Regions from separate parts of the Mus musculus genome. Here region 1 is linked to region 2. The links are chromatin loops, found by intact Hi-C in ENCODE. Cell type or tissue: gastrocnemius. All regions are shown on one strand.

The links. Hi-C counts contacts between places; a loop is a spot of excess contacts. Peaks named below come from ENCODE experiments on the same cell type or tissue, not always from the same donor. Only the 100,000 strongest peaks of a DNase experiment are listed, where the experiment ranks them.
Region 1: a loop joins it to region 2, with 5 times the contacts of the local background. A loop is called at or near these places in 17 of 42 quality-filtered maps.

Annotation. Positions count from the first base shown.
Region 1 is chr15:99,466,919-99,474,918 of GRCm38, reverse strand. It overlaps Bcdin3d (BCDIN3 domain containing), which reads left to right and starts at 189. Exons shown (of 2, transcript NM_029236.2): 1 at 189-463; 2 at 3,840-4,835. The coding sequence starts at 227. The coding sequence ends at 4,460. In gastrocnemius, CTCF peaks have their summits at 257, 3,681 (motif pointing right) and 5,621 (motif pointing right); DNase peaks (open chromatin) are centred at 4,259, 4,559, 5,028, 5,642 and 3 more places; H3K4me3 peaks cover 3,030 bases; H3K27ac peaks cover 3,539 bases.
Region 2 is chr15:99,313,183-99,321,182 of GRCm38, reverse strand. It overlaps Prpf40b (pre-mRNA processing factor 40B), which reads right to left. Exons shown (of 26, transcript NM_001370635.1): 19 at 6,489-6,605; 20 at 6,203-6,340; 21 at 5,897-5,992; 22 at 5,614-5,700; 23 at 5,283-5,460; 24 at 5,035-5,096; 25 at 4,803-4,940; 26 at 4,165-4,722. The coding sequence ends at 4,630. Fmnl3 (formin-like 3) reads left to right here. Exons shown (of 27, transcript NM_011711.2): 21 at 18-147; 22 at 670-830; 23 at 1,097-1,198; 24 at 1,529-1,621; 25 at 1,929-2,052; 26 at 2,166-2,265; 27 at 2,811-3,971. The coding sequence ends at 2,257. Among named protein-coding and RNA genes, the nearest start is that of Prpf40b, 22 kb to the right of the region's middle. In gastrocnemius, CTCF peaks have their summits at 3,619 and 4,133 (motif pointing left); DNase peaks (open chromatin) are centred at 2,022, 2,244, 3,523, 4,134 and 1 more place; H3K4me3 peaks cover 4,269 bases; H3K27ac peaks cover 7,723 bases.

The DNA of each region.
Region 1 (8,000 bases), 150 kb before region 2:
CCCAAGGTTCAACTCAAGTTGGGCAAGTCCGTTAAGTAAGAGGGGACGATCACGGCCTCCAATAGGATACCGAAAGCCCCGACTAGGCACTGGGGTCTTCTCACCTACCTAAACTCACCTTCTTTCAGACCTCTACCCTAGGCGCATGCGCGCTGGCGCTGCGCTCGCCCCCTCCCTCCGCGGGCTCCAGACTTCCGGTTCCGCCCCAACCGAGGGACAGAGCGTGATGGCCGCAGACGGGACATTGTCAAGAGGGGGCGTTGGAGAGGCTGTGGAGGAAGAGCATCCGGGGGCTCTGGAACCCGGGGCCGCCCCGTTCGGAAATTTCCCTCATTATTCCCGCTTCCACCCTCCCGAGCAAAGGCTCCGCCTTCTGCCCCCGGAGCTTCTTCGGCAGCTCTTCCCTCCCGAGGGTCCCGAGAAGAGGCCGATCCTAGGGCTCGACGTGGGGTGTAACTCCGGGGTGAGTGACGCGGCAGGGATCGGAGCGCCGGGAGCCCAGCGATGGTCAGCCTCCGCGTCCTCCGTGGTGCTGGCCTGGGCGTGGCATCAAAACTCAAAGCCCAGAGTGGGCTTTTAAAGTATAGCCTTGACAGACACGTGCACGTCCCAGCCCTCCCTTTGGGGCCCCACGGCCGAGTGAGGAATTTTGAGCAATCCACAACTCATTCCAAAAATTCCCGCCAGACCGCTGGGGAGGAGGACCGTCTGATCTGGACTTCCGGCGTTTGCCTCCTCTCTTGCTTTGCTGGTCTTCTTGGCTGGGGAACGGGGATCCCCTTCCCTTCCCCCCCCCAAAAAATCTGGGAATCCTGATTCCTAAAAGATAAGAGCCAGGGTGACGTAATCACGGCTGAAACTTAAGGCTGTAGATATACAGTGCAAGACAGACCTGGAGCCAGATCCTTATTTACTTGTGCTAACAGAGTACAACGGTGAACAGTAGAGAGGGATCAAGAAAGAAAATAGATCATCCGGCCAGAGGAGGAAGCCTTAACCACCTTTCCCACCGCAGAGTGTTTTCAGACATGTAATGATTAGAGTCAAACCGCAGCAAAAATAAGGAAATAACAGTCTCGCCTATTTGTAGCTAGTTAGTGGATGTCCCAGTGAAGCGGGCAGTTTTATCCAACATTACAAATGGTTAGGACCCTCCGCCATTCGCTCCACATTCCATCACCAGAGTCCAGGGATAGACCTTTTGCCCACGTGTAATTCTAGCTCTCAGAAGACAAGCATTCCCACAAGTCTGAAGCTAGCCTAGGCTACTAAGACCATGTTTCCAAAAACGACAAAAAAGAGACATTGGTGGGTGGTGAAGACCTTTGAGGGTCTCAGTTGAGGAGAGCTTTTGGTTATAGACTACAGTAACCAGCTGGGTGTGTGTCCCTGTAAACGTGTCACCGTGGTATAGGAAACCAGCAGAAAAACAGAAAAGAAAAACATTTTTAAAAAAAAGATTTTAAAATTGTAAACAGTATATACAGAGCCACAGTAGAAAGGACACGGTTGCAATTGACTAAGGCAGTTGTTCTCAAGTTTACTTTTGAACATTTATTTATTTACGCATTTATCCACTCATTTTTGTTTTACACAAGTTCTCTCTGCCCTCAATATGGAGACCATGCCGGCCTCAAAAACAGAGTCCGATAGGAGGGAAGCAAATCAGGGTAGGAGGAAATTTAGTGGCGTGGTGTGGGTCCTTGTGCCTTCAACTGTGACTTTGAACAAAGTTAGTGTGACTGTGCAGTTTGTTAGACACACAGAATCTCAGCCTACCCCACCCCCACCCCCGTCTACTTAGCCAGCATCTGTATTTTAAGATGACCCCGGAGGTAACTTGTGTATTGTTAAGTTAGAAGGGGTTCTAGGAACTCAGCTCCATTCTTCAGAGCGCTGTTCTTTCAGAGGACCTAAGTTCCATTCCCAGCATCCTTGAGGGCAGCTCACAACCACCTGGAACTCTAATTTCAGCAGAGCAGAAGTCCTCTTCTGGCCCCTCTGGGCATCCGTACACATATTAGCATGTGTAAGCACTAAGACTCATGCATACACATACAAAAGATAATTTTTAAAAATAGTTAGAAAAGCCTGGTTTGAATAAAAGGAACTTTATGTAGCCGAAGTCTTATTATTAGTGTCCATGTGACTTTAGCTAACTAAGTAAATAACCTTGATCCATAATTTTTAAAATGTGGAGTTTAATGTGAATTATTCCATACTTTCATGAAAGTACATAAAACATAAGTCTGTACTGTACAAGTTATAAGGCAAACACCGTTGTGATCACTCTCATCGTCAGCCCCCAAAAACCTTTATATGTCGTTTCCTATTTTAAAAGCCCCTTTCACCCACAGGCAACAGTTAGCCTGTTATTGTCTTGCTTTTGTTTATATAATTCTCATTTTCTTTTTAAATTTATTTTTAAATTTATTTTTTAAATTTATTTTTATTTTTTTAAATCTTACTCATTTTCTAACCCTAAACAATATGGTTTAATTTTCCCACTTTGGGATTTTGTATAAAGGAAAACTTGTCTGACAGTAATACCAGCATTTGGGAGGCTGAAGCTGGGAGATCCCAAACTGTTAAGAGACCAGTCTGGTCTACATAGACTTATTTAAAAAACAAAAACAAAAAACAAAAAAGGAGGAAACTTGCCATCTACTTGATTTTCCTCTTCAGCAGTATGTCTTTGAAAGTTTTTGGTTTTTTTTTTTGTTGTTGTTTTTTGAGACAGAGTTTGTCTGTGTAGTCCTGGAACTCACTCTGTAGACCAGGCTGGCCTCGAACTCAGAAATCCGCCTGCCTCTGCCTCCCAAGTGCTGGGATTAAAGGCGTGTGCCACCACTACTTGGGTGTATCAAGCCAAGCTCCTCAGTTTTATGCTGTTATTGCTAATACCCCGTTGCCATGAATGAATGACTCGTTCACACTTGAACAGCCGAGTGGTTCCCGCCATGTGTGTTCTTCACCCGCGTGAGAAGTTGCAGAGGTGACAGAGACTGCACAAAACCACGTGTTTGAATTAGTTACAGTTAGAGGGAAGAGGTGGTGTCTCGTTTGAGAGTCAGAAGCGTGCTAAGATGGGTGGCCAGATCAGATCATCACACTCCCGGCTAGAAAGACTCACAGAGACTTTTAAGAGTGGTGGCTTCAAAGGCAGAGGCGGTTTCAGGAGGCGGTGCAAGCTCACACGGTAGAGGCAAGGCCGGGTGAGAGCTTCCTAGAGCCCAGACTTTGCCGACTCCGAGAAAACAGGTTTTTACCAGGTACTGCTTTATTCCCCAGCTTCCCGACGAGGGACACCACTCACACTTCCGGAGTACTTTCCTTTGGATATGAGACACCCAGAAAGGGATAATGAATAGAATATGCCAATATATTGTTTAAGCTGGGAAACACTGCCCTGAGCTCTTTGCTGGCCTTTGTCATATCGTTTGGTTTATAACTTTCAACTGTACAACTCAATCTGTTGTCAGGGTCAGGGTCCAGGTAGCCAGGCACGGGTAGGGAAATCAGGAGTTCAGGGCTATCCTCGGCTACATGAGTTTGAGTTGAGCCACTTAAGACTGATTTAAAAAGAAAGGAAGGAAGGAAGGAAGAAAAAGAAAAGGTAAAAACTGAATGTAGGGTACAGGGTGGGTGCATTATAGCTCGCAGCCCCTAGGGGGCGCTAAGAGTCTGCTCATGAAAAAAAATATCCTCTCTAGATTATTATGTTAAGAGCCTCACTTCCGGTACAGGCAGAGGTCAGTGGCGGTCTCAAAGGATGAGAGGTTTCTTTTCCACGCACTGTTAGAGAGCTGCAATGACAAGGCTCTTTTGGATTCCTCTAGGATCTGAGTGTGGCTCTGTACAAACATTTCCTTTCCCCTCGCGATGGGGAGACCTGCTCCGGTGCATCCAGAGAACTCCGCATCCTCTGCTGTGATATAGATCCAGTCCTTGTGGAGAGGGCTGAAAGAGACTGTCCCTTCCCTGAGGCTTTGACCTTTATCACCCTGGACATCATGGATCAAGAGAGCAGGAAGGTTCCCTTGAGTTCTTTCTTGAGCCAGTTTGGGCGTTCCGTTTTTGACATGGTCTTCTGCATGTCAGTAACCATGTGGATTCATCTGAACCACGGGGACCGTGGTCTGTGCGAGTTCCTGGCCCACGTCTCCTCTCTCTGCAGCTACCTCCTCGTGGAGCCACAACCCTGGAAGTGTTACCGGGCAGCTGCAAGGCGCCTGCGCAAGCTGGGACTCCACAGTTTTGATCACTTCCGCTCGCTGGCCATCCGAGGTGACATGGCCAAGCAGATCGTGCGGATCTTGACGCAGGACCACGGGATGGAGTTAGCGTGCTGTTTCGGCAACACCAGTTGGGACCGAAGCCTTCTGCTCTTCAGAGCAAAGCACACCCACGAGACTCAGGCAATCCCCGAATCGTCAACAAAAGAGACACGGACAGATTAAGATTCCGAAGGCCACGGGACACACACCAGTAAAGAGATACCGTGGAGCTTTAACACGGAGAATCGAGTTTGGATCCCAGAGACATCAGGCAGCCTTGAGACCTGGCAGGGGCTTTTGGCAAAGTGTCTGAAGCAAGCGGCTGAAAGGCACAGTCCGTGTTCCCTGTTGTTTGGAATAGCTCCCACGGGAATGAGTTCGCGGGACAGTGAACGAGGCAGCTGGACGGAGAGTATGTTCTTGAGGAGTGAAACTGCTCTTTGGGAAGTTGATTTGTTTCCTGAGAAGCATTAGGGTATCGGGTGTGCTCGGCAGCGAGTCTAACACCAAACCTCATCTCCAGCTCTAAGGGGTTATTTATTAAAAAAAGAAAGAACGAAAAAGGCTGTGTCGTTTCTTTGCTCTCCTTAAAATCTGATCTGGTTTCTTCTGGCATTTTCTGGGGATACAGGACCTGCCTTGAGGTAAAGCCTCACAATGAGATCTTCGTGTATAATGAGGTGCTGGCCTGGCTACAGGAAATGGCCAGTCAAGCAGATATCTAGAGCCAGACAGGCCTTGGCACAGTACTTACAGATACTAGAAGCTGGGCGTAGTGGTGGATGCCTGTAATCTAGGCACTTGGCAGGCAGGGGCAGGAGGATCAGGAGTTTAAGGCCAGCCTGGGCTACATGAGTCCCTGTCTTTAAATAAAATAAAATAGAAAGTAATGACAACAGATATTTATGGCTTGGGTAAAGCTTAATCGCAGAGTATTTACCAAATTCTTGCAAAATTTGATCCCTAGTCTTCTCATCCCCCACAATAAAGTAAAATTTAAATTATGAACCCTGAGGTAGATAGCAATTTGGGTCTGCAGTACAGCTCAGTAATCTCATTTTCCTTCTCTCTTTCCCCCTCCCCCTCTCTGATTTTCAGGGACTAAGGATCAGGCACAGGGCTGGACCCTGCAGACACTCTGCAATCACTCTGCCAGTGGGCTGCATCCCCAGCCTGATTCTATTGTGTTTTCCTTTTTATGATTTTTGGGGACTTTTTGTTTATTTGTTTGTCTTTTAAGACAAGGTATCTATGTAGCCTTGGCTGTCTTAGTTTATATATTTCCTGTGTATTTTGTTTTGCCTGTATGAATATCTATGCTCCATGTGCATGCAGTTCCCAAAGAGACCAGAAGAGGGCATCAGATTCCCTGGGACCGGAGTTAACAGATGGCTGTGAGTCACTACCACGTGGGTTCTTGTACTCCTGATCCTTCAAGAGCAGCCAGTGCTGTTGGCTACTGAGCCATCTCTCCAGCCCGCATGCTGGCCATTTTTAAGTATACAGTCCTATGGCATTAAGTACATTCACAGTGAAGGTCCTGTTTTTAGCAAGCATCTTGATTCTGACACAAGTGGACGAGACAATACTTTTGACAGCTTAGGATTCTGTCTAGCCTCCTGGAGAAAGGCCTTCTATTTCTGATCATTTCATGTATCTACACCCTACTGGCTCCTAAATATACTGGTAGCCCACTCCCAGGGTTCTGGGCCAATATTTTCCTGTTCTGTAATCATAATTCCCTCTGAAGTAGTTATTAGGCATCTTAATGATATATCACCTCACATCCCAAAAGCAAACTAACCCCACTTCCACGCCTAACCTCGGCCCCACTGTGGCATTTATTTATTGCACACCCTAGGAACTTCAGTTGGCATCTTTACACTCCCCATGCTGAAAGAGGCGCAAAGCCCAGCAAATCCTTCAGTAGCGTGTAAATCCCGTTCACAGCGTCCATCTGTCTGTCCGTGTGGCGGTACTTCCTTCTGATCTGTCTCTTGCCTGCCCTCACGCATACTTTTACAACCGAGACAGCGCCCTCCCCTTCCTAAGCCCAGAAGAGCTGAAGGATAAGCAAGAACTTTATGGAAGAATGCATTAACCAAGAACAAGGGTGCTGTTACTTGGTGACGGTGCTCGGTCAACACGGCACAGGCCGAAACCGCGTGCTTAGTTAAGACAGACAGGAGAACCGCAAAAAAAAAATGCAAATCTTACTGAATTACCTTTTTTTTTCCCCCAGGATAAGGAAGTGTTGCCATGTTCAGTTTGAGGGCCACCAAACATTTTAAATCAGGGTTAGGAGACAGTGGGAATGGAAGGATGGGAAAAGAGGCCAGCGTTGGGCGGTCTCAGATTGATTGCAGTGGGAGACAGAGCTAAGTCTCCATGTTCTCTGCACCTTGTGGCTCTGCCCAGCTCTCTTCACCCTTCACCAAGGCTGTGCAGCGGCTATATTTAACACCATGACAGGCTGTATAACTGACTCCCTCATACCATCCCGACAGCAGAAGGGGCTTTGACGATGTAATTAAAGATCCTGAGACAGGGCGGGTAGCTGGGATCTCTTTTAAAAGGGAGGCAGAAGGAGATCTAGCCACAGTAGTTGTAGTAACAGAAGTTTGGATGGTAACGAGGAAGGACTGCAAACTGAGGAATGCAGACAAGGGAACACATCCCTCCTGATTCTCTAGAAGGCACTCAGCACAGATACTGTAATCCTCCGTTTCTGGCTGGGATTGTAAACGTAAGCTACATTGTTTCAAAGCAAGCTAGTGATTTGTTACAGAGAGAAAACAGTACTCATAGGAGCTGCTTACTGCAGGACTGGCTCAAAAGGTCTCAAATGGAGCCAGGTCCAAACAACTGTTTTGGTTTTGGCTTTGTTTCTGTAGCCCTGGCTGTCCTGGAACTGACTTTAGGCCAGACTGGACCCCAACCCACAGAGATCCACTCCACTGCTTCTGCCTCCAGAGCGCTGGGATTAAAAGCATGTGCCACCATGCGCAGATGTCCCAAACAACCCAATGGCAGAAAATGGCCCCAGTGACCAAAGGATATGCAGGGGCTACACCTCCACACGTGCAATTGAGAACAAGTCAACCATGAAAGCCTTCAGGTCTGAGTCCAACCTGTTTGCTAGTGGCGAGCTACTGAATAGTTGGGTAGGAGGAACCATTTGTTGAACTTCATTACAGTCCGTGTGGCTGCCAGAAGAAAATGTGCAATTAGGGGGGGCTGGAGAGATGGCTCAGGGGTTAAGAGCACCGACTGCTCTTCCAAAGGTCCTAAGTTCAAATCCCAGCAACCACATGGTGGCTCACAACCATCTGTAACGAAATTGGATGCCTCTTCTGGAGTGTCTAAGACAGCTATAGTGTACTTACATATAATAAATAAATAATATTTTTAAAAATGTGCAATTAGTGCTCATAAAGATGAGGCCCTGGAACCAAGTAGACAGTGACTGTTCAATCCCCCAGGAGAGCCTCGAAGACCATGACAATGTCATCTTTATGTCAAACCAGCATAACTAAGGCCCCTGCACCAAGTACATTGAACCTTTTTAGGGCTCACGACAGACAGAGAAAATGAGCCTGGATATACTTTAACATTTACAAAATCATGAGCTGGGTGTGACCTCAGCACTTGGGAGGCTGAGTCTGGGGACAGCATGAGCTCCAGGCCAGCCCACACTGTGTCCATCCAGACCCTGTATCCAAA
Region 2 (8,000 bases):
CCACCTCTCCCTTTCAGCTGCTGGACACCAAGTCCACGGACCGAAAGATGACCCTGCTGCACTTCATTGCCTTGACGGTGAAGGAGAAATACCCGGAACTGGCTAACTTCTGGCAGGAGCTGCACTTTGTGGAGAAGGCTGCAGCAGGTGAGGGTGCCCTCTTCAAGACGATCCCAGGAAGCTGAACAGGAGGAACACCCGGTCCATTTCTGGCTTTTGCTATCTTCTTTCTCACTACTAAATCTATGAGCAGGGGCAACCCCAAAGAGAGTGAGCCTTCCATGTGCTCAAGTAGGATCAGGTTTCCCTTAGCCTGGCCCAGAGAGTGTAGTTCTCTAATCATGTCTGTGATGTGATTAGAAAACCTGTAAAGCCCCCTACAGACAGATACACAGTACTACTGTTTCTGTCCTGCCCGGGTGGTGGGGGGGGTGGGGGGACGGGGACAGGACGGGGGACGGGGACTAGCTGTCTCTGGTTTTCCTTCCTTTGCTACCTTGTTCTTTGGGCCCATGAACTCTCTCCATTCCCTCCTACTGCCCGAGAGAGCCCAGCCTGCTTGACACAGACTTCTCTACATGTACATCCCTGAAGTCTATGCCAAGGGGACATGGTGGGACAAATGTGCTGTAGGCCTGGGTAAGCCTCAGCCAGGCTCTTGGTAAACAGTGTCCCTGGAGAACGTGCTGCTAGACGTGAAAGAGCTGGGCCGGGGAATGGAGCTGATTCGGCGGGAATGCAGCATTCATGACAACAGCGTCCTTCGAAACTTCCTTAGTACCAATGAAGGCAAACTGGACAAGCTCCAGCGTGATGCCAAGACTGCCGAGGTGAGTGAGGAACTGGGGTGGGGGGGAAACAAACATCTAAAGCCAGCACAGTGGCCACTTGAGGTAGGCATCCAACTCTTGGCCAGCAGTGTGGGCAGGTGAGGGGGTAGTAACAAGGGACTTTAAAGATAGCAGATATCCATGTCTGAAGCTATGACTTAGGAGGGGCTTGGGTAACTGGCTTTCCTCTCCTGGCAGCAGGCTTTGCTTTCTGTGGGCCTCCTCCCCACTGGGATGACCCCTCTGTCTGCCCTTTACTTACTCAGGAGGCCTACAATGCAGTTGTGCGCTACTTTGGTGAGAGTCCCAAGACCACACCTCCTTCTGTGTTTTTCCCAGTATTTGTCCGATTCATTCGTTCTTACAAGGTAAGTTGAAGAAACGTTTCAGGAGTTATGCTGGTAGAAGATGATTAGTCAAGAGCGAGCCTGGGCTTCAAGTCTGAGACTTTTCCAGTTCCTAAGGTCTAGGGAAGGAACCATGGAAGCTGGCGACAGGCCTCTAAACTGTGGACTGGTGGGCAGGGTGGGGGCCCAGGCCCTTCCTTTCATTGTTCAGAGCAGGAAGTACCCCTCCAGAGAGTGGCCACCTGGGGTTAGCTGGTCCCACTGCCACCCACCCTTCATGCTTAGTGTCAGGCCCTCCCTTCCAGCCTGTGAAAACCTCAAGCTCCTTCCCCTCTCTTGGTCCTATCTAAGGAAGCAGAACAAGAGAATGAAGCTCGCAAGAAACAAGAGGAGGTAATGCGGGAGAAGCAGCTGGCTCAGGAAGCCAAGAAGCTGGATGCCAAGGTGGGTGGGACCAAGAGCTGGTCTGGAAGACAGGACAGAGAATTGAGGATTCAGGGAGCAGGGAGCAAGGAGCAAGGAAGGACATGGAGAACCAAGACACACACACACACACACACACACTCTCTGTGTCTGTCTCCCTCCCTCCCTTGGAGTGGCTGACAGCGTGAGTCTAGAGGGAGGGGTAGACACCGATGGACAGGACACAGGGTTACTCTCAGCAGGGTCATCTTCAGCCTACATCTTGGGACAGGAACCAGTTGCTTTTGGGTTAGTGATGACTTCCTTCCCCTTGTAATATCTGGCTTAGACTCCATCCCAGCGGAACAAATGGCAACAGCAGGAGCTAATTGCAGAGCTGAGGCGGCGCCAAGCTAAGGAACACCGGCCTGTTTACGAGGGGAAGGATGGTACCATTGAGGACATCATCACAGGTGGGACGTTTGTCCACTGGGCCCAATTCCCAGAGCCTGACCTAATTCCCTTTGGTCCTGCTTCCTAGTCTGTTTTCCCATAAGACCTGATCACTGTCTCTCCTGGGCCGTAGTGTTGAAGAGTGTCCCTTTCACGGCACGTACTGCCAAGCGGGGCTCACGTTTCTTCTGTGATGCAGCCCACCATGACGAGTCAAACTGTTAGCCTGACAGGTACTGGGCACTCTAGCTGCCCTCTCTGCATGCCTTGGAGTCATCTTCTGGTAGCATCCTCCCAGTGATGGAGACACAGACTTTGCATGCTGCATGCTCTGAGAAACACAGCTTATCCCTGCATGGGTCCTCCCACTAATACTGTCCTAGCTACTAAGATCCAAGGGTTAAGGTGTCTCTGGGCCAGGGTTAGGAGCTAGGCCAGAGCAGGCAAGACCTAATGCTTTGGATGACTGAGGCTCCAGTCATAGACCCAAAGTATCTTGCTTGGGTCCTGGTCTCCCCTAAGAGTTCTAGTAGCTCCTACTCAGGGATAGATGTCCCTAACCTCTGCTTCTTGACATCTAGTTTGGCTTAATATTTTCCTGGGTGGCCTTTAGTTTCCTATGCTACCCTCTGAGAATCGTTCCAGCAGTTTTTCTAGCTGGCTCTCAAGCCTTCCTCTAAGAGCTTCCCTGACCTTTTCATGGCTGACTTCTTCCTCAGGTGCTGTCTTGCTCGGTGTCCCTGCCTAGTCACTGTTCATGCGCTTGTTTTCCCCACAGGCTTTAACCACCAACGCATGGTCGTTCACAGTCAAGTCAGGAGTGCTGTACCACCCAGTGGCCCTCCTCGAGCTCCAGGTCCCCACTGAGATCCTCCTGGAGGCAGAAGTACCTTAATTCTCAGAGTCCTGCAGATCTGGACAGTGGGCCCAGGGCCCAGCAGAAGGCTGTGTTGTTCAAGCTCCTGCTGCTCCAGCTGAGGCTGGCTCGTCCCTGTGCCACTGTGGGCACTAGGTCTATAGGGGTCTGACATTTCCCTAGTGCCCCCCATAGTGCACTTTGCCCCAAGTCTTCAACTTCATTTCCTGAAGGGTCAGTTCAGGGCTGGGAAAAACCACTTCCGGCTTCAGCACACGAGGGTACACAGCCCCCCTCTTCCCAGGGTCTAGTGGGATCCTAGAGGAGGAAGTACATCCAAGAAGAAATACGGGTCCCCCCACCCCGCCTTTGCAATCCCACAGTCAGCTCTGGTTTAGAGAGTATCCACACTAATGGATCCCTGGACTCTGCCAATATTGGATAATCTTTGCCTGGGCCCACTCTGCTGAGCCCTAGTAAAAAGGGACAGAGGAGCAATGGCAGGCCCACTGGCTGCCTGCGTCTTCAGGGTTCTTTTGTTGCTGTTCTGCTCTCCTAGACCCATGTCCCACCCACCTTGGCACCCATCTTCTTGGCTTCCTGAGCCAGCTGCTGTCCTGCATTGCCTCCTGCTCCACTTCCTTAAAACCAAAGGATTGTGGAGGAAGACCTGTGGCTTTCAAAAGTGGAAAAAGAAGGGCTAACACTTAACATGCAGAGTGGGTGGCAGTGGGAGCAGCTGACCCCTGGCGGTCTCCCTCTGGATGGGCACTTCCTGCTCCAAACAATGCAAGGAAGGGCTTGGACCCCACCCTGCCTGCTGTCTTCCCACTGATTGAAGAGCAGAGGCACTGTCTGTCCCAGCTCCAAGACTGCTAGAGGAAGGATGTGCCGCAATCTCACCTTTCCTCAGCTAGGTGGACTCTGGCCCAGGAACAGGCAACAGAGGATCTTCACAGACTATTTGCTCAATTCCCTACTGGGCTCTGACCCTGGAAGGGAATGCAGGGGCACTTTGTTTTGTATATGTATCTTTTCCTTTCTTGTACATAAATCCCAGACCTCTCAACAAAGTCTTGCACCAAGCTGTCTTCTCTTTGTCAGAGTGGCCATGAGGATATGAGTTTGGGTGGGAAGTGTTTTCCTCCATTTCAGGAGTGATGAGCCTAGATGGCAGGGGAAGCCTGGCTGGGCTTTAAACACAGGGAGGAAGCTGTCAGAACTGGAGTGCCCTCTGCTGGTCCCCAGTGGATAGTACATGAAGAGGACAAAGGAGTTGTAGATCATGTTATAAATATTATTTAAAAAACAAAACAGAACACATACATCGGGTCCCAGGGGAGAGGAAGTAGTGGTGGAGCCCCAGGGCCAGGTCAGGCAAGAGCAGGCACTGATGCTAGAGGGTGAGGACCCTGCCCTCGGCCACCCAGGCTGTGTCCAAGCAGCCTGTCTCTTTCCTGGAGACCCCTTCTCACACTATCTACTGGCATCACCCACCCCGTGGTATAGACTGCCCATCTCTGGTCTGGGGCTGAGGGCAAGGACTGCACTAGTCTGAGAACTAGGGGACCCTTGAACACCAAAAGCAACCTTGAGAGGTGCTAACAGTAGTGTGTTGGGGGTGGGTTACTTTAGGAAAAGTGGACACAGACCAGACAAGACGAAGGAGTCTGAGGCAGATGCTGAGGCGACCCTGGAGCCACTGCCTCACGAAGTCCAAGGCAGAAAGTAGCTCGTGGGGTCATTGGTGGTCGTCCAGCTGCTGTAGGAGTGTCCGCCTTCGCCTCTCCAGCTCCCCCTCACTCAGCTCGCTTTCTGACGTGTCCCAGCCTGTCTGTTGAGCAAAGGTGTGACTTACCTGAGCCCCCTAGTCTGTGTCACAGGCTGGGGCGAAAGCCAGGTCCTCCCATTCACCTTCTCCTTCTTGATTCCGAAGCCTGGGGAACGGTTAGGGAGCTCTGCCTGCCGGGGTTCCCTGTCCTGTTCCTGTTCTCTGTCTTCACTCTCCTTACCAGCTTTGTCTTCGGGGTCCGTCTCACTGTCAGGACTGGTCTGTAAGAGTTCAGAGCCCATCTCAGCAGTTGAGCGGCACAGCTGGGAGGCAGGTGACATGACTGCAGAATCTCAAGACGACTCCTCCACTCACCGACTTGTGTCTTCTTTTCTTGGTTTTCTTTTTTGGTTTCTTGGTTTTCCGAAGACCATGATCTATAGGGTTTAAAAAAAAAAATCTACGCTGAGTCCCATCGGGAGAAGGCAGCTCCTTGCCTGGGCAGAGATAGGAAGTCTTGCTCCACAGTGAGGCCCTCCCATCCCAGTCAGCCCTCAGCGGTCTGGGATTTGCTGTGCCTCTATCCCAGCACTCTAGTTCCCGGGCTCCTAGAAACTGCTTACCTGACCCAAGAAGAAGGTGGGAAGATGGGGAGCCTGGTCCTCCAAGAGCAGCACCCCCACTTTCAACTGAATCAAGTGAGGAGGAGGGCTCAGAGCCAGATTCTGAGGGGTTCCGCCTCCTCCGCTTGGGGGGCCGGAGGGATGGTGGGGGCAGCTCCTCTTCATCTGACTCAGAGCCCTAGGCAGAGGAGTAATACTGGTCAGCCCAGAAGCCCTCATCTAGGAACTGGGGACAGGGAGTTCAGAGCCAAGGAGGTAATGTATGGGGAGAGGTGTTTAATTTGTATGAAACAGTCCAGCCTCACCCATGTCCCTCTACCTGCCGACTCACTGAGGGTGAGTGTGAACGCTTGCGATGGTGTTTCTTGCCCTTTCTGCCATGCTTTCGGCCTTTGGTGTGGAGGTGCTGGCATTCAGTCTGCTAGAGGCAGAGGGAGAGGTGAGAACCTTGCCTTCCTGTCTCAGCTAGGGCCCTCTGTCTATTCTAGGGCACCCTCAGTCCTTCCCTTCTTTAGCTGGGCAGGTAAAAGAGCCTTTACGGTGACAAGCTATTGAAGGTCTCATGCAAGCCTAGAGTTCAAAGATACATAGATCAGGGTGGCCAAGTGCCTTACCTCCAACACCTGCAGGAACTCTCGGAAGAGCCGGATCCGCTCCGACTCCAGGGTGATCTGCTCAAAGGCTGAGTCGCACACAAAGCGCTCACGGACCTTGAACGGGGAGAGCACTGCTGATCAGACCAGGCCCTGCCTGGACCAGCTTGGACACCGCCACGAGAACTGGGCAGGGCTGGGGCAGAGGAAGGAAGGGAACTGGAGCTGGCCCAGGGCTTGTGCTGTGACTGGGGTGGGCCCTCAGTGGTGGAGAAGCTCCGCTGCCCTCAGGCCTGAGGGTGATTGGGGCCAGGCTGTGCTTCTGACCTCTTCCCAGGCAGTGCCCAGCTCCAGAGCAGGCACGGCCTGCCTCAGCATGCTTCGAAAGGCAGCTTCTCTGCGCCGCATCCTTCGGGCCTCCTCCTTTTCCCGTTCCCTCTCCCGTGCCTCTGCTTTTTCCAGCAGCTGAAGGCAAAGGGAAACAGAATAGGGTCAGGGGTACCTTAAGAGGTAGGAAGATGTGTCCCAAACCCAAGATAATCAGCAGGGCAGTTAGGAGGAACAAGACATTGGGGTAAGTGAGAGGACCACCCAGGCTTGCCCGTCCCCTCACACTATTGAAGGTCAGCTTGATGTTGCCTGCGTCCAGCGCAGCAGCCCTCTTGTCAAAGCTTATGACGTGGGCGAAGTCCTCAAATGCTGTGTTCACCTCCACACAGAAGCCCCGATCCTGTGGGCACAGCAGTGTGTGAAGGCCAGGGGCACCACAGGCCAGTGGGCAAAAGGGATCAGGCTGCAAGGTGTTCAAGCCTGGCCTCTGCCCTCAAATAGGATCCATAAGACTTGTGACACACCTTAGAAACCATGCTAAGTCTTCATCTTACTGGCCCCATCCGACCTGTGTGGATTCATATGGAGCCAAAAGAGTCAGCAAGTGTCTTCCGTCTTGATAGATGACTGAGTTATTACAATTAGGTCTTTGTTCCTCTGGCCACAGCTGGGCCTTCCTGCTGCTCATGGAAGCTGCCATGCATGCTTAACATCTGGTCTATACCCTTTGCCTCATGTTCTGGGTGCTTACTGGGTAGTAGGTTCTCTGCTGAGTGCTTGACACGTTTCTCCACTAATCCTCTCATACTAGGTCAGTCTTCTAATTTTATGCAGACCAGAAAAATGAAATCACTTATTCTAACATATCCCAGGTCTAAATCCCAAATCTGCTTTCAGCCACTACACCTACCCTGAATGCATAGGTCCAGGAAGAGATGTTGGCCATCAAGTGTATAGCTCTCCATCAATATTTAAATCATGTTCATTGTCTTAAGTACACAGCCAGGTTCTGTATTTCTCACCAAAAAGCCTCCATGTGCTAGTGAAGTTAAGGTGCAGGAGAGGAATCTCACTTGGCCAAGCTGATAGGTAAATGGAATTCTGTGTCACAGGCCAGCTTGCCTGTCCTTTCACACAGCTGGCTTCCTCCAGTCTTCCTGCCTGCTGATGGCAGGAGTATACATTGCTTTTTCCCAGGAGTCTTTTCTCTGTCAAGGCTCAGCCCTTCCTGAACACATCCTTTCTATGAGTGAGGTCACAACCAGAGGACTCTGGGTATACAGCTCTGTCTCCCTCCCTTGAAACCTCAGTCTCACTGAAGCTGAAGCCTTCTGTTTTTGTTAAACTATCAGGCCAGGATCATGTCTCTGCCATGCCTCAAGGCTGGGGTTGCAAGCATACCCAGATTTTATGTAGGTGCTGAGGACTCAAGCACAGGTCCTTGTGCTTGCGTGGCAGCCCTTATCTCCCTAGTACGGGCCTTCCCCTGGGAAGGCTTGGACTACATCTTCTTCACTCTCCTCCCCAGGAGCACACAGCTCACTTCACTTAGAATATCCCTCTATCTTGCTTTTAGCGTCTCAAGCTAACTAACTGGTTCTTTCCCTCGGTTTCAATTCCTTAGACACAGCACAAGGAAAAGAAATAAACAATAAGAGATTGTTATAAGCAAGACACTTGACAAAATGGTAAAAAAAAAAAAAATTCTAGCTGTTATTTATCTCTTATATATGGATTGTCCGCAATTCGCAGAGGTTTTCGGGCCAAAGAGCAGACTACTGTGCGATGTGTGCAG